Regions from separate parts of the Mus musculus genome. Here region 1 is linked to region 2. Evidence: chromatin loops called from intact Hi-C (ENCODE). Cell type or tissue: left cerebral cortex. All regions are shown on one strand. Links, peaks and the distances in the headings refer to the core of each region. The heading gives the core; the rest is flanking DNA. Region 1 has its middle 72 kb from the start of Strit1. Region 2 overlaps Plch1 (phospholipase C, eta 1).

Region 1 (9,126 bases), core at 2,659-5,158, 310 kb before region 2:
AGGCAAAGCACCTGAACTCAGTCTGATCACTTAAGTTTCTTCACTAGAACCAACATGGTAGAAGAAAAGAACTAACTCTCACAAGGTTGTTTCTGAACTCAGAAAACAACCTGTGATACTGTGATACACTTTTTCTGTCTGTCTCTGTCTCTGTTCCCCTCTCTCTCTCTCTCTCTCTCTCTCTCTCTCTCTCTCTCTCTCACACACACACACACACACACACACACATATTTTTAAAAATAATTTTTATGTTTAGAAAAGAGAAGCTTTTAATCTAAATCTGAGAGGGTCCTATGGAAGTTGACACACTTCTCTGACTCTATTCAGTGTTCAGATCTCACAAGTTTCTCCCTCTCTGATTGGACTAGAGACACAGTCCACTGTGAGCTCCAGAAACAATTTAAATCTAGCCTTCTGAAGGTCTTTCCTTGGACTCCATCAAGTACCTTCCCCTGGATGTGCAGAAGTCCTCAGCAACAACTAGAAAGAACCTTGAACCTCTGTGGAGTCATTGGTCCTCTGCTTTGGCCTCTCCCCACATCTCTGCGACTCAGCAAGACATCTAGACTCTGCCCTGAAAGTCGCCTCTAGACAATAAGCTAGATCAGCTGTAGGATTCACTTTATTGATTACCCCTTCCTGGACCACACCCATCTGCTTCCTCCTATTCAAAGTCTAGAAACCTCTATCACATATATTTCATACATTCTCTTTGGCACCAGTTTGTTTTTCTGTAATGTCTCCAAGAAAACAAACTAGGAAAGTTAAAACAGGGAGCTTGCCAGATCAGACCCCACGAACCCAACCTAAATAACAACTTATGTTACTGACGAATGTGAGATGCATGCTGGTGACAGAAACCGAACTCTGCTTTATAAGTGATTTCATCAGCCAAGGAGAATAACCGGCGCCCAAAAGAGTCAACAAGTGCAAATTTTCTATTCCTGTCTTTACACAGTCTCCACATTCTCAGCACTGTAGTGGATTAGAGTGGAGCCAGGGAGACAGGAAGCCTTCAGAGGACAATTGAAAGCAGATTTCTTCTGTGGTGTGGTCTGTGGTAAGGTAATTAGAAACCAGGAAAGTCACATAAAAGTGGGCAAAAGGAGACCTTTGTACTAAACATATACTGAGTTACATACACTAAATAAGATGTCAATGTCTGATGGTTGACTTTGTTTTTAGCCATCTGTAAATTATAAACAACGTTTGTTTATTTCCTCCAAACTTGCTCTAGCCTGGTATGCACCTTTCTCTCTGTACCTCTCTCTGTACCTCTCTTTCTCTTTCTCTTTCTCTTTCTCTTTCTCTTTCTCTTTCACACATACACACACACACACACACACACACACACACACACACACACACACACATTTCAGAAGCTCTCTTACACATATCCTAAATGATCAGCCAATCATGGAGTGTCTAAGTATAAAATGAAAATGGATTCCACTCTCTTTCCCAACCCTACTCACTTGTCTGCCATAGATTCCTACCATAGCCTCCTCTGAACCTGCTTCTAAACCCAGCACCACTAGAGGCTGTGGATCACTTCAGGGGCCTCTGACTCACAAACAGACACCATTGTAGACACATCGAGACCAACAGACTCTGGCAAATGGTACCACACATTCAGTAACAGATATTTTGAAGAGCAGACACATAGGAAGAATCCTGGCAGGGGCAGATGGAGGCTTCCAGAATCAGGTGCTGGGTTTGCCCCTCAACCCTTGTCTCCATCAAAAACCGTTCCAGTGCAGAGGGGATACACTATGTAACAGCTACCATGACAAAGTACTGCTCCCTACTGTACATAAATTCAGAGAAGTTCCTCGGATCTTTTAGATTTTCTCAAAGTTCTCTTCAGGAAGACACAGTGGCATTTCAGAAACAAGATAGGTCAGCCTTAGTAGCAATATTACCAAGCATCAATCAAATGGGACTTGAGACCATTTAGGTACTGAGCTTAGGGACTGCTACTTTCCTAAGGACATGAATTACAGGCTTTGCAGGATCTCTTACCTTGCTCACACAAGGGGTATAGCCTGCACACATATCAATACTATTGCAAGTCTCATCGGGAAAGACCACCTAACGTTCATTATGCATTCAACATACTCTTTTCACTAGTAGCATAGCCCTGACACTGAGCCCTCTGTGACAGCATTGGTGTGATCAGTTATAACAACAAGCCAACAGTAACCCAAACTAGCATGGGGCTGCAGCATTCCATCAGTTCCCTGCCTGTGTGCTGCTTAGTCTCCGTCAGAACAAACCTCTGCCCCTAGATTTTAAATGTGACGCAGTGCTCATTAATCCCAGATGAAGTGCCGAGACCACATCAATAGCAACCAGAACTCTTGTTGAAAATGGCAACCAGTTAACAGATACCTCCATTGAGACAAAAGTTGCACCTCTTGCTTCTATTTTAGCAAGCACCAGGGCAGAGAAGTTTCTTGGCAGAGTTTTCTTTCCCCTTTTGTGTCCCTTTCACAGTCATATCAGTGATCAGTTCTTGGCATCATTCAACAACAACAAAAATGTGGCAGACATTGAAAATTGAAAAGAAAGAGGGAATTGGAAGTCTAGGTGTTTTGGCTGGGATGTGTCCCCAAAGCCTCTGTTTGATCTGAAGTTGTTGGCAGTATTGGAAAGTGGTTAGACTCAAATGTGGTGCCTATTGAAAGAAAGTGAAGCTGTTTCTTTAAAGGGAACCCTGTGACCTGAGCCTCTTCCTGCCAAGCTCTCAGAATCATTAGCTGCCTCCCACAGTAACCCCAAATAGGTCAGGCAACTATGCTTAGAAACCTTCCCAAGTATGAACCATAATAAACCTTTCTTCCTCAGAAGATGACTTGTCTTGCATATTTGTAGCTGACCAACACAAAGGGAATAGCATATCAAAATTTCACGACTAAGAATAACTGCACCTTGTCGCTAAGACTGTACGCGGTGTTTGCTGTTTTGGAGTCAGCTTCAGAAAAGTGCTATGCTTCTGCCTTCTGACTACGCAGGTTTATATCCGTTTCCTGTGGGTATGGATTATAGGTGAATGCACTATCAACTTGTCTTGAATGGCAGAGCTGCCATCGTGAGGTCTCTCCAAACCATACCGCACAGAAAACTCGAGGAAGGAAGGGGCCATTTTGTTTGGGGGTTTCATTCACAGTCCTCAACAACTGACCATATTATCTGCAGAGACCACTCGCTGCACCTCAGGGACACAGGGAGGAAGAGACATGACCCTGCTAGGTGTGCCTGCCTCTGCATGTTTCTCTTTTCTCCAAAACTCACACCACCAGCAATTCATTTCACTCAAAACCTTCTAGAATGATTCTCAAACACCTCAGTAATATAGCCTTAAACTCACGAATCCTACTTCATCTCACGATGGTTGCTCAGTGATTCCTTGGAGGAGGCGACTTCCTGTGCACAGAGTAACCAAACGAAGGGGTACATGAAATGCAAGAAACCCAGAAAACCAGGGCCAGCAGAAGCACGAAGCCCAGCAAACCTGACAACCTGAGTTTGACCACCAGAACCCATGTACAGGTGAAAAGAAAGGGGGAAGAAACCAACTCCACAAAATTGCCTTCTGAGCTCCCCAGAAACTCCATAGCACACACGCAAAATGCACATATGCATGCACACACACACATACTATTCACATACACCTATTCACACACATTCACACAAACAATAATAATATAATAAAAAATGTAAACCCCCTGACTTAAAAATTAATGTTTTACTTAAGGAAATCTAATTATGATGTTTTTCTGTCTGCTACTCTTCAAGGAGTCCGAAGAAACTGCTCAAAATAAAAGCCAGGCACAGCAGAGCAAGTCTTTAATCTCAGCACTTTGGAGGCGGAAACAAGATCTACGTGAGTTCACTGCCACTCTGGTCTACATAGCAAGTTCCAGAACTGAAGAAATTTATATCCAAAATAAAAATGGAGAGGGGAGGAAGGGCAGAAGAGGGGAGGGGAGAGAGGGGAAAAGGAAAAGGAACCGGGGAAAGAAAAAAAAAAAAAAAAAAGGAACGACAGAAGGAAAGACTTGCATTTCCAAGATATGCCACTAGATGGCATATCGATACCTATAAACCAAGACGTTCCTGTAAGGGTGACAAAAACATCTGAAATGAAGAAGAGAACTTGGAGATGAACTCGTTTGACGCTGAGGACACACTTTGTCTTCTTGGCCGTGGTGCTATATACTTGATTATTAGGCTGCAACACGCTGAAACAACAAATATACATGTGCCTGGGGTACTCACAAGAGAAGGGTGCTGGGCCATAGGTTTGAGCCAACAGAACTTCTTTAATAGCCAACTGGCAATTGTGTGCTCAGGATCCCAGTGTTGCCCCAAGCCTTTCTCGGGGTGAGCTTTTGAAGTGCAAAAGCCATGCATTGGGTTGATATTCTTCCATTACCAAAAGCAGTTAGCAGAACTACAGATGCCAAAAAGCAAGGTTAGTACATTTAGAGGCTTCCCCGTGACCATGGGCTTTAAAGAATTGGCCCTTTATTTTAGCTTTGGCAGGCGGTGCTGAGTTTTACATCCACAATGGATTCACTTGTGCTAACATAGCAGGACCAGCTAAAGTCTGGTGCCCTGTTACATTTCTCACAGGTCTTAGTGAATGAGTCAAATCCCGGACTCATCCTGCTCTAAAATTTTACTGATCTAATACATAATTAACCATATAGTTTAATATATAGGGTCCTACAGTTAACGCAATGAGAATGAGAATTACAGGTCCAGTCAGTGCTGAGAGCTGAGTAGTTGCCCAGGATAGAACAGAAATTGTTATCAGTGATCTTTTTCTCTTTCTGTTTTTGAGGGTTTGGTTTTTTTTTTTTTTTTCCCCAACCCTGGCAAGATTTTTCTAATTACTCTGAATCAATTAGAAACAAGAAAACCAATATGTTTTCTCAAAGCCAGATATAGTTTCCTTTAACTGGAGAGAAATAAGTCTAAGCTGCTGTCTTAGTCAGGGTTTCTATTCCTGGACTAAACACCATGACCAAGAAACAAGTTGGGGAAGAAAGGGTTTAATCAGCTTACACTTCCACGTTATTGTTCATCACCAAAGGAAGTCAGGACCAGAACTCTCACAGGCAGGAACTTGGAGGCAGGAGCTGATGCAGAGGGCATGGAGGGTGCTGCTTACTGGCTTGCTTCCCCTGGCTTGTTCAGCTTGCTTTCTTATAAAACCCAGGATTGCCAGCTGAGAGATGGTACCACCCACAATGGGTCCTCCAACCCTTGATCACTAATAGAGAAAATGCCTTACAGCTGAGTCTCATGGAGGCATTTCCTCAAGGGAGGCTCCTTTCTCTGTGATTACTCCAGCTTGTGTTAAGGTGATACACCAAACCAGCCAGTACAACCTCTCTCCAACTTTGTAGGATCTTTTCTCTAAGGGAATCTAACTGCTGCTTTAATACCCCTAGGTCCTGATTAAATTGTCTATTGAGTTTAGAAAGCATCAGGAGAGGCATATTTAGTCAAACCATTGGCACATACCCACCAGGTTGTCTCAGAGGAGTGGTAATATTTCTGTTATCCAGAAGGATTGACCCACAAGGCAGAGTAGCAGGCATCAGAATAAGGGGAAGTGCCTAGGTTAAAGATTTTAGATATTTGACAAGTTTTCACCCCTAATAGGTCTTCTCACATTAATTTGGGCTTCCCGCAGTCACAATGAGTTCTCTCAGTCAATGCAGTGATGGTCTGGTTAGTTCTGATCCCTATGTAGTACAGGGCTGGGTGTCTAAGAATTACCTGCAATCTTGACTGGTTTCTGGCTGGGAGTGATTAATGGAAGCCCCAGGTCCCCTTCTTGTGACTCAGAGTCTGATTCCCTACATTTTCACTGTTTCCCGAAGAGCAGCAATTATTGCAGTGCCCTCATACCTGGTTTCACCTTCTATCTCATGACAGTCATAGACAAGCACCTGCATCATCAGACAAGAGGGTAGCCAAATTAGTGGTGGTAGGTTTTAAAAACTGGACTTGAAGGTGGGCCAGGAGTGGGGCCTGGTCCTGACTCACACAGTTATTAGACAGTCAGCACTCTGGTGCTTCTTGGAGAGCCTCAACTGAGTCATGGGATATTGTGAGTCATGGAGTAGTGTGAGTATAAGATCTTGACCCAGAGTTTGCTTGCTTGCTTGCTTGCTTGCTTGCTTGCTTGCTTGCTTGCTTGCTTGCCTGCCTGCCTGCTTGCTTGCTTGCTTGCTTTCATTAAACTAGCAGTAACTGCCACCGCTCTTAGGTGGGCCATCCTTTGTCTGTATGGTCCAACTGTTAGGTATTTCACAGGACATCTCTGCAGTCCCAAACTTTGGGTTAAAACCCCTGGGGTTTGGGTTTTCCTAAAATACATTTTTGTTTGTTTTTCCGTTTTTGTTTTTGTTTTGCTTTGTTTGTTTCATGGACAAACAGATGAAAAGATCTGGAGACCTTTGGAAGTTTTAGGACTGGAGGACTTGAGTCCCTGTTCTTAAATCCCCAAGTGGCTTTTATTTAGTCTCAGTCCAGATTAGGGGCTCAGTGCCCCAATTTGTGCTGGTATATAGAAGCCTTGTTATTTCTATAAACTCTGGTACCCAGAAGAGCAATGTCCATTGCACTTAGAAACTCTTGAATCCATCTCTTAAGTCTTTGGAGTTGGGCTCTAAAGGATAGCAGCAATCCTACTCTGAGACGGGCTCCTTTTGCCTTTTGCCTCTCTTCATCTAGTTGCCAAGATAGGTAGCGTTCTAGCAAGTTGGCCTTTCGAAGCTGGCATTCTGTAGCCCTCAGTCTGTAACTATTACAGCACCCTTTCAGTGCCTGTTTTGCAATCTGTTTTCCCAGGAAAATTCTGAAGGAAGGGGAGAAAGTCTGCATTTAGTGTCTTTAAACCCAGGGGTAACCCAGTTCAGGTATGTTGATATATGTAACTGCACCTGTCTATTTAAAAACAAAGATGGGTTATTTTACTTCTGCCAATGGAAGGCATAAGATTGCATCTTTCAAGTCTAGACAGTATGCCCCTGTTTCTCCGGAAGAATCAGACTCATGGGAATCAGAGGTCCCGTGTGTCTTCATAGGCAAGGCCTATTCCAGGGTAAGTGACAGAGCACTAGGATGCTTCTTTTCCCAAGCCAGGCAATATGGATTATAATTTCTCCTTTTGTTCCCAGGGTCATTCGATATTGTTCAGTCTGGACAGAGGCAGCTGCACTGGTAGGCACACAGTGTTGGACTAGTCCTCAGGGACAGGTTTTTTTTCCCATACCCTCAGAAATCTTTGTTGTCAGTCTGAGAGATAATCCAACTGTATCCTTTGATTGGAGGTAGAACCTTCAGCTATGAGATATTCCTCTGACAGGGGGTTAAGACACCAAACTGTTATTGAGTATCTATAAATCTAACTGTGTCTCATTATCAGAGAAAGTTTGATAGTGGCTTTCAGCTTAGCAAAGGGTATTTTCTCAAATACTCCTCTGTTGTTAAATACCCTTTGAATTACCTCCAGCAATTGGGACCTATTTATATCTTTAAATTCTATCTATTTTTCTAATATCTGGGGCTAACTAGGTAACAAGGGAAATCTTTTTAGCATATGTCTTTAATCCTTTAAAGAGGACCTAGTTAAATTGTTTAAAATCTCCTTGGTCAGTGTTGGACAGAAGGAAAAATTCTTTCTGCCATGGCTGCATTGTCTAGCTGCTATCCCCCTGACTGAATCAGGGACAATTTTTCTACTTTTTTCAGAGAATGTGAGTTTCATGGATCCTTGGTTGAAAATGAGACATAAATCATAAAAGAGAAAGAAGTGCAACTTTCTCTTTTCCTTTGGGTCCAGCCTGAGGGAACTCTTCCCCTTCTACCTGGGCTGCTTAGAGTAGCAGAGAGCAGAGAAAATGCTCATCTGAGGGAACTATTTCCCCCTCTCTATATGCATTCTGTTTAGATGGCAGAGGGCCGTGGATGAGAGGCCCAGCCCCTCTCCACCTCCACCTCCATCCCACTACCACCCTAACCTTAAACAAGCAACAAAAGCAAGCACCCCAGCTTTTGAAGTAGGATAGGCAGAGAGTATTTGTGTGTGTGTGTTTGCTTGCTTGCTTGCTTCCTTGCTTGTTTTTCTCCCCTCTGGGTGACCTGGCAGAGCCGAAAGGATTTGGGTCTCCAACAGGAAGGTACTTAGGACAACAGGAGGTTCTCACACCAGAGAAAGTCACTGGTCAATATAAAGAAACAGAACTGACAGAAACACATAAAAGACACATAGAGACACACACATAGAGAGAGAGACAGAGTAAAGACAACCAGGAGTGACCAGAATACATTTATACAGCCGAACAGACAGGAAGATCCAGTTACTCCCGCATGGATCCTGGATGTTGGATTAGCAGTTTCATCCAACCTCTTCTATGTGTCCAAACAGAAGTTGTCTTAACCAGACTTATCTCGAGAGGTGACAGGCCAGGTGACTATCCCATTTGTTTCCTTTGGCAGTGGAGGTTTCAGATCCCTCTGAAGCTTAGACCACAGTTGATTAGAGCCACGGGAATCTAGAAGATCTCAAGTTACATTACCCACTCTGAGGTCCCCCCCACCATTGCACTTTAATCACTCCAAGGGACTTAGAGACCCCACCCCCAGTTGCTCAGGGTCTGGTGGCCAGGATCTCACTGGGGCCTCCAGAAATGTTGTGAAGTATTCACCAGAGAAGATTGTCCAGACACAGTCTTTACTAGCCAGCCCAGAGACAACACTGAGTGTCTGGAATCCCAGTGTACTCCAGAGACTTTCGGAGAGTGATCTTTTAATCACAAAATCCATGTATTGGGTTGACATACCTCAGTTAACAAAAACAGCAAAAGCATAGCTACAAAAGCCAAAAAGCAACGCTAGTGCCTTTGTCGGCTTTCCCATAACTATAGATTTTGATGGATGAGGCCTTTGTTTTAGTTTTGGCAGGGGGTTCTCTCTATATTATGAGTTTTACAGTCTGGATGATACTTACTCTGTGGATTTGGTTGTGCTAAGGTCTCAGAGCCTACTAAGGGTTGGAACCCTGTTGCATATGATCCTACAGTTTGGAGGTTCGAGGTTTGAGAG
Region 2 (9,126 bases), core at 2,290-4,789:
TCTATCAATCTCCGCATATATTAGACACAGAGTATGAAAGACAATTGGGAAAATGAAAGAGCAGAGGAAAATTAATTATAATTATGGAAATGCAGCTTAAAGAATAAAGGCTTAATTGTGTAGCACAGGTCTAATGGGAAATAATTCTTACTTAGTAACTACTTAACATGTGAGAATTCTGCAAGTCTGAAGGAGAAGTTGACTGTACTAAACACACTATTTCTTCCTTCTAATTGAGTAATTAGGAAATTGGGGTTCCCAAGTGTAGATGGATGAAAGGATCACAGCCCTTTTCTGTTTGCTGATGCCCAAAAGGCCAAAGGCATCAAAGAAAAAAAATGGATAATCTAATGGAAAGGGCTAGCCAAGAATCTTTCTTGAAGGTGACAGACTTGTTTGACACAATTAAACGTGAACTCTGCACCTTCTCTCCCACCCAGGCTGCCCACACATCCAGACCTTTGGTTTGCCATTTTGCTAGGCACTCAGCAGGGACTTTTCATCCCCTGTATTACTGTACAATGTGAATGTCCTTGTCAGAGAAAGCTCAGCCGGGAAATCACAGGGCTTCAGTTTCCCAGCCAAAAGCTTTCACTGAATTAGATTCCTGAAAAAAAAAAAAAAAAAAAAAAAAAAAAAGAAAAAAAAAAAAAGAGGCTGAATCATCTCAACATAAATTTTTTATAGACAGATCACTGCCTGGCTCTGATCAATGCCGGTATACAACAGTACAAGAAATAGACACAGTAAATAATGCCAGTGTTTAGGGACACGAACTCACCCTAATCTAAAACACTAAAAGATAATCACAAGCTACCAGGAGATATGAGAGAGCCGTTCAAACCTAGACCCTTATCCTGGGTGTCCTGGGTGGCAGGGATGGCATGCTGAAGAACATGTCTCACTCATGTGCCAGTCAGGGAATGTGCTACAGAAGATATGATATAGGCTTATGGTATAGGCTGCTAGGGGTATCTGCCACTTAAAAGTAAGAAGAGACATCTGCAGAGAGGAAAACACCACCCCTTACCCCACCCATCTTTTACAGCCTTGGAAATACAGAGAAGACTCAAGTGAGGAAACATGGGAATATAGGAATGGATAGGGCAAGTTGCCCTACTACCTTAGAGGCAAGAGAACACAAGTGCTAGAGATGGAGATGATAAACAACAGAGTGCAACAGAGAAGTGATAAAGTTAAAGGGAGACGATGGATTCTCTATCTCATGGACTCTTGGTGACAGAGGAGGTGAAAGTGGAACTAAATATTCAGAACTGGTGGTCCTGATCACTCAGCACCAATCACATGCAAGTAGATATCCAGGTACAAGTTGAAAGACCATCTCTTGCCCATGTACCAAACTGGAGGACCGAGGTTTCACATCCTGAGAAGAGAGGCAAAGACAAATGAGTCTGCCTTCTTTCAGCCATCAACAGGCAAAACAGGGCTTAGGGTTTGACAGGTAAGTATAGCCTAGCTACTTAGGTAAGATTTAAACCTGCTGATGTTACTGACACTTCTTTTTACTTTCAGAGGGGAAAAAAAAGTCATATTATATTTTGATCATATTCTTTCCCCTTTCCCAACTCTACCTAGATCCTCCCCACCTCCCAACCAATGTTCTCCCTAAAAGAAAGAAAAATCAAAATTAAAAAAACAGGAAGATAAAAAAATACCAAAACAAAACATAAAGCACACACACACACACAAACCCACAGAGTCCTTTAGTGTTGGCCAACTATTCCTGAATATGAAGCCTGCCCTAAAGTGTGGTTGAGATACCCTGTGCAAGTCCATTGAAAAAAAACTAGTTTTCTCTTTCCAACTAGGTACCAATTGCAAACAGCTTCTGGTTAGTGATAAGACTTTGTATCTGCCCCCCACCCCATTCTCTGTGCTGGCATTTTGTCTGGCTTAAACTTTTGCCATCACAGTCTCTGAATTCATACGTGTGTCAATCCCATTATGTCTGGAAGACACTGTTTCTTTGTAATACCTATGATGAGCCTTAGGGGGAAGACACTAATACAAGTAAATCTAGTTACATAATTCACAGCAGTTATGCTTGATTGCTGCTCTTCCAGAGGACCAGGGATCTCTTCTAACACCCATTTCAGGTGGCTCACAAGAGCCTTTGAGTCTGTTCCAGGGGATCCAATGCCCTCTATGGCCTCTGAAAAGACCCATATACACACAGACATACTCTACACACGTGCACATAGAAATGAGGACAAAGAGAGAGTAGAAACACAAAAAATTATAATTCCTAACTGAGCCTCTCTTATAATTGAACATTGAACTAATTTAATCTACCAGCTCACCTTTGAGCTACGAGACATCTGCCAGTGTTCCCCATTCCTGCAGCAGCAGTGTTACAAAGATGAAAGAACAGAGTTCTAATTCAATTTCTGTTACTGTGATAAACACCATGCCCCAAAGCAACTTTGGTGAAGAAGCGTTGTTTTGGCTTATACTTCCATGTTACAATCCCTCCCAAGGCAGGAACTCAAGATGGAAACCTTACAAGCCAGAACCATAAATCAGAGAACCATGGGCATTACTATTTCCTGGCCTTCTCAGCTACTTGACTTATACCTGCTCAGGATCAGAACAGCCGACAGCAGGCTGCACCATCCCATAGCAATCAAGAAAATGCCCTACAGACAGGCCCACAGTCCAGTCTACTGAAAGTAATTCCTCATTTGAGGTTTCTTCTTCCCAGGGTGACTCTAGTTTGTGTCAATACTCAACAAACAGATAACAATTTAGGGCAAAGCAAGATGTTTGTTGGATTAAGGAGTCTCTTCAATTTGGCCTGTAACTTTTCTAAATCATCTCCAATGAGAATACATTGCCATTATAACCAGAAAATGAGTGTAAGGTGAGCTTTATGAAGAGCGATGCTACATTTTCAACTTTTATTCAGAATCTTTGTGTACTAAGTCCCCCATTTTAATGTAGTTATCTCATCTCCTGGGAACACTGCTCAAGTCTTTGTGGAAAAATAAATGTTAAGACATTTGTTCATTCAAATGGGCATATTTCAAAAGGCTATCATGTGAGTGGAATGATGCTTTAATTTTGTGATATAAAGGCTTCTCTCTCTTTATCATAGTTGACTTGGTTATATAAGAACTGCCATTAATATAAACAAAAATGCCAATTGGTAAGCAAAAGTTGATGAAGGAGCATGCCTGCTTCAGAAGTCCCTCTCTCCAAATAAACATTTCTTCACCTCATCTTACCCTGGCTCACTCCCTCCCCCGCCACAACCCCCCTCCTCCCTCGATGTTATTGAATTGCCCAAATATTATTATTAGCACTGTCTTACCATGAAACAGACCAACATGCTCACTGAACTCACAGCCCTGACCTTGATAGTTTCACTGTTCCTACCTCACAGGTGTTGAGTCCTGACTCAGACCAACACACTTGGTAGGTTCACTGTTCCTACTTTAGCCAAGTGATGAGTTCCCACAGACAGATGAGCAGGGAGTCTTTCAGCCCTCAATCACTAAATCAGTTCAGGCAAAGAAACCAAGTTTGATGACTTGCCCTATCAGAATCAATTCTTAAAGGCACTAGTTGCATTACAAATGAAGAGAATTGTGGTTCTAACTGGCTTCAAGTCTCTTAATCTTGAGAGGATTTAATATTTCTAAACCCTTTGAGAAGTAATTCCTGAACCATGAAAAGTAACCAACTCACATTTTCAATGCGACACTGCCCCCTTGTGTATCTTGTGTTTGGTGAAAAGTCACTCACAAAAATGTAAAAATTTTTACTCTCAGAGATAGTTCAAAGGAATCTAAGATGCCAGAAAATAACCTTGAAACCTGTCAAGACCAGAATGCTTATTTCACACTTCCTTACTATGAAACAGGCCTGCATGCTCACTGAATCCACTGCCCATACCTTGGAAGTTCACTGTTCCTACCTCCAAGGGTTGAGTCCTGACACAAGGGAGAGTTACACACCTGAAGGACTGTCTAATTTGTTCAAGTTCATCCACTACTGGTTAATGACAGAGCAAGGACCCTTGAATGAACTTCAAACCTCTCAAGGCCCAGGGGTGTAGCTGAGTGGTAGAGTTCTGAGAACTCATCTCGCAGAACAGAATGATAGATTGGATTAGGCAGAAACACTGGGGTTGTGGAGACCTGAAGATCAGAGTTTGAACACCGGATCTCCACTTCAAAACCTCTAAGCTTTAGTTCCTCTATCCAAACAATGGGATGAACTATTACAAAGATTTCCAAAGGGCTCAAAAGAGCAGTGCTCACTATTAGGCCCTGCACATAGCATTCCTCGTGATAGCTAACCACCATTGTCAACTTGACTCTTCAGACTCACCTAAGAGACATACTTTTGGGTGTATCTGTGAGAAAGCTTCCAAAGAGTTAACTGAGGAGGAAAGATTCACTCTAACTGTGGACTTTGGAGCTCCAGAATGAATTTTTAAAAATGGGGAAAAGGAGAAAAGGAGCTAGGCACAAGCATTCATCTATACTTCTTGAGGTAGTGCGACTAGCTGACTCTTGCTGTTACCTCCATAGTTAAAACACTTGACACCACTCCCCCCCCCCCAGTGATAGGCTGTGCCTTCAAGCTGTGAGCCAAAATAATTTCTTCCTTGAAATAAAAAAAAGGCAAATAAAGACCGAGATATAGAAACATGCTAACTGAAATATAACTATAAAAACATATCAGAATTTTATTCACATCATAACTATGGTTTTAACTCTCCAGGTGAAGACATTTACAATAAGGAAAATGGCAATAAACTGCGTCATTTCAACAATACAGTAACACTCTGTCCCTTGAGACAGATAAATCTTAACAGAAAATACCATACGGCTGACAACATGAGTGTAGACACGAAGCAGCCAACAGCACTCTTGGGTGAGCTTCAGAGGAGAGCAAGACAGATCCTCACTTCTGAAGTAATATCCCAGTTACTTCCCACATCTTCCGTGTTGACAATAATGAAATGACAATAATGAGAGAATCAGCCTAGAAAGATGGACTGCAATTTAGGGGTTAGCTAAGGTGACAGTCTCAGCCTCCTTTCTTTACTTGTAAGATAAAGTCACCCTCTGCAGGGTCACACGAGGAGTCTTGAGAAGAGCGCCATACAACTACTGGAGCCAGTGGGTAGAGTAGCACTTGTCACAGACTTACCTTTAAAGTAATGATACACATTAAATCTGTTACCAAAATGAGGGATGAAATCCACAATGCGAAAGTTGAAAATAAACAGTAGTGTGTTTAATTAAGCATCACTCAGGTCTCATGAAACCTTTGCATCTCCTGGACTTCTGATGGACATTGCTCTACAAATTCCAATACCCCCGAAACCTTTGGCTCACAAATAAATTACTCCCATGGGAATATCTTGGTAGGAGGATGGACAAAGCTTATCCCTGACTATGAGACACTAAACAAGAAGCTATAGCCTGGTTAAAGGCAATGGTCTAAGACAATTATTATTTATCAGGAAAATGACCTGTATTAATAACCCTCTGTTGAGCTACAGTAACCCACCCAGCAGACATTCTGAAGTGTAGCAAGGTTCTCTGTTCTCTTTTCCTGTGGTCTGATACACTGGTTAAGTTTTCAAACCCCAAATAGTTACAACCATTGAAAAGGTACATTTTGGGAGTCAACAGGAGTAGAAAGGCTGAGTGGTAGGAAGAAGAACACCATTGCTGTTTTTTGAGGAAGTTCACGTTGATGAAAACTGCAGGTCACGGTCTGGTGGAATTTTAAGACAAACTCAAGCTCTTGGTTCAGCCCAACAATTAGACCATACTTGCATCCAAAACAGTACAATGAAAGTAATTTTCCGAAAGCAGAGTCTCAGCTACATAAGTACAACAGCTCACCATGAAACACGCGGTTGTCCACCAGAAAATGTCTGCGGTACTGCACACAGTTCCTCTTCTCACCGTTCCAGTAGTTCATTGTTGGAAGATGTCTGGCACAGCATCCAAATGAAATTGCCCTATCAAGAGAGACAGAATGAGACAGAAATGAAGAAAAGAGCAGGCACACGCTCACCCAGACAGCACATTGCCATGTGTTGCCTAGCACTGGGGGCAACATACAAGGCTAAAATGTAGACCAGGACTCCTCCAGCCCATAACAAACTTCCCACAGAACTTCCAAGAACTTGAATGCTGCTTTTTTTTTCCCCCATACCAAAACAATAACTCTTTCCAACAACATCATCCTGCACTCAGCTACTGCTGTCTGCTGAGGAAAGCAAGCTATCATTAAGCAGGTTTCAGGACTATATTTTGTGTTCCAGGTCTCAATTGCATTCTATCAGGATCCAAAACAGTCAATACTAATCAATTTCCAGAGGTCTCACTAGCAGGTGAGCTATTATTCTCAACTCCTGAATTTTGTGTTGGTGACATCCGGGTAGGTTATGTAACCAACTCGCAAAATGTTAGAAATTATTGCAGAGTCTAATTGGGCACAGATATGCCAAACTATAACAAAGTTTACTTGCCTTCTTTTAGTTCATTGGAGGTATTTATTTAGGGCCACTAATCCTTGGATCCACCCAGGCTTACAGATGTAACTAGAGCTGGCCAGGCCTCTAGCATAATGTGCTCACAGAACCTGCAGAGATTCCAGCCTCTGCAGAGACCAAACACTTGAAAAGCAGAGATCTGAGCTGATGAATTAAACTGCAAAGCCAATGTGCATGACCCTGAACAAGGAAGCCTTTGTTCACAAGGTTTGGCTAGTGACGTTTCAGAATTCCAACCTCCTTTCGGTTCACATCACAATGCTGGAGGTGGGGGGGAACAGTAGCAGGAAGAAAAAAAAAAACCAAAGAACCAAAAAAACCAACCCCCCCCCAAAAAAAAACCAAAACCAAACAAACAAACAAAAAACATAACAAAACTGCAAGGCTGGCAAGAAGCAAACCCCACAGGTGGAAAACAGTTTTGTCATCTGTCCTATTGCAACAGTCTATAGTTTTGTAAATGTACCCCAGTGGCTTAGTGAAAAAGGTAAGGTATCCCAGTGGGATAAGGTGTCACACTGGGACAGCTAGTGGAGGCTCCAGGAGCTTGGTAAGTTTCTCCTTAACCTTCCACAACGGGGATCTTATCTACCGTTCAGACTGCTTGCTGCTCCACACAATCCTGAATCCCTCCCCTTCTTTTCACTTCATCCCTGCCAGCTTAGAATGATGCTCCTGTTTCTTAAGCTGAGGGGGTAAAGAAAAGCATGTGGGACCACGGAGAGAAATGCTGCAGAACAGCTGACTACAGAAACAAGCCTACCTTTGCCCTCCAAAGCCAACATCTCATATTATATCCCAAATATTTTTAGATGTATAAATAATGTAGTAAAGGGTGGAGTGTGCCTTATAAAGCACGTGCTTAGAAGTACAGTGCCCTGAATTTGATATCCAGCAACACAAGTAAATTCACCAAAAACAATGAAATGTTATTATTTTTTTTTCAAAACTGCAGTACTGAAGTACCCCCATGTTCTTTCCTGTTCTGGTATCCTCTTTCCTCATTGCAAATCTCTCTCCTAGAATAACTATTTTTTAATATTCATTATTCCAGCATTTTACCTAAATACACAATTTTGAAGTCCTCTGTATTATTAAGGGCACTACCTTTTCCAAGAAAATACGTTTTTCATAATTAACAGTAGTATCGCTCACTTACAAAATATGTGCATGTCACTTACACTTGCTAATGTACATGGAACTAAAAAGAAGACCATCCCCAGTGGAGAGATAAGGACACCAACCCACCTATAAAACTTTTCACCCCAAATTTGTCCTTCCACAAGAAATGCAGAGACAACAATGGAGCAGAGATTGAGGGAATGGCCAACCAATTACTGACCCAACTTGAGACCCATCCCATGGGTAAACAGCAATCCCTGACACCTTTATACATGTAGACCAAAGCCTAGCATAACAGTCCTCTGAGAGGCTACACCCAGCTGCTGACTGACACAGATGCAGAGACCCACAGCCAAACATTGGATGGAGCTTGGGGAGTTTTATGGAACAGTTGTGGGAAGGATTATGGGCCCCAGAGAGGATGGGAAATCCACAGGAAGATGAACAGAGTCAACTAACCTGGACTCTTGGGAGCTCCAGGGACTGAACCACCAACCAAAGAACATATGCCCTCTGTGGATTCTGTTTTCCTAACAGAAAAGGCTGCCTTGTCTGGCCTCAGTGGGAGAGGATTGGCCTAGCCCTGAAGAGACTTGATACGCCAGGGTGTGGGAGATGTGGGGGGTGGGGGTGGGGCAGGGGGGTGAGGGTGGATCCACCCTCTCAAGGAAGAAAGTAAGGGGGAGGGACTGTGTGAAGCAGGGACTGAGAGGAGGAGGAGGGGCAGTGATCAGGATGTAAAGGGAATTTAACAATAATAAGAAAAAAGACCCTATCTCTATTCATGCTCATTTTCCCTTGCTAATTCAATTTTGTGGGTTTTTTTTTTTTTGTCATTATCAGATTTTGCTCCCTGTGCTCATCGCTGATCCAGATGTTTATAGTTAGCAAAGCAGGTACTCATGCAGCCTTCTCATCCACGCCCTATTAATCTTCGGAGACAGGTACTGTTATCTCCTTCTACCACACCAAAGAAGAGGAGATGCTATTAGACTGATTTGTTTACACTGCCAGGAAAAGTCAGAAACACAACCTTCAATCATATCTTCAGATTCCAAACGCAAGTTTCTAACCTCCACAGGCCATAAGGGACAAGGCTGTTATCCAATGTGAAGGTTTAAAATATGTCCTGTAGCCAGGCGTGAGATTCCCTGCCTATGATCTCAGCACTTGGAATGTGGAAGCTGGAGGATATTATGTTCAAGGACAGCCTAGGGATAATAATGAAATCCTGTGCAAAATAATAAATTAAAACAAAAACTCGTGGGTCTGTGTAGGTCTATGTGTATGGGATGTGTTCTGCAAATTCACAATGATGACAGCTAAGATACTGGGTGCAGCAACTCCATTCTAACCATAAAATCAGCAAAACTGATGAAAAATCTTTTTTTTTAATTTGGCAAAGATATGATATATATTATTATTTTTCTTTTCTTTTTTTAAAGCATTTTTACTAGATATTT

What was found. Hi-C counts contacts between places; a loop is a spot of excess contacts. Peaks named below come from ENCODE experiments on the same cell type or tissue, not always from the same donor. Only the 100,000 strongest peaks of a DNase experiment are listed, where the experiment ranks them.
Region 1: a loop joins it to region 2, with 8 times the contacts of the local background. A loop is called at or near these places in 31 of 42 quality-filtered maps.

What each region holds. Positions count from the first base shown.
Region 1 is chr3:63,550,878-63,560,003 of GRCm38, forward strand. No RefSeq gene overlaps it. Among named protein-coding and RNA genes, the nearest start is that of Strit1, 72 kb to the left of the region's middle. In left cerebral cortex, for the core only: a CTCF peak has its summit at 4,075 (motif pointing right); a DNase peak (open chromatin) is centred at 4,117.
Region 2 is chr3:63,864,771-63,873,896 of GRCm38, forward strand. Plch1 (phospholipase C, eta 1) reads right to left here. Exons shown (of 24, transcript NM_001370984.1): 3 at 5,886-6,004. The coding sequence starts at 5,964. Among named protein-coding and RNA genes, the nearest start is that of Plch1, 30 kb to the right of the region's middle. In left cerebral cortex, for the core only: a CTCF peak has its summit at 3,738 (motif pointing left); a DNase peak (open chromatin) is centred at 3,735.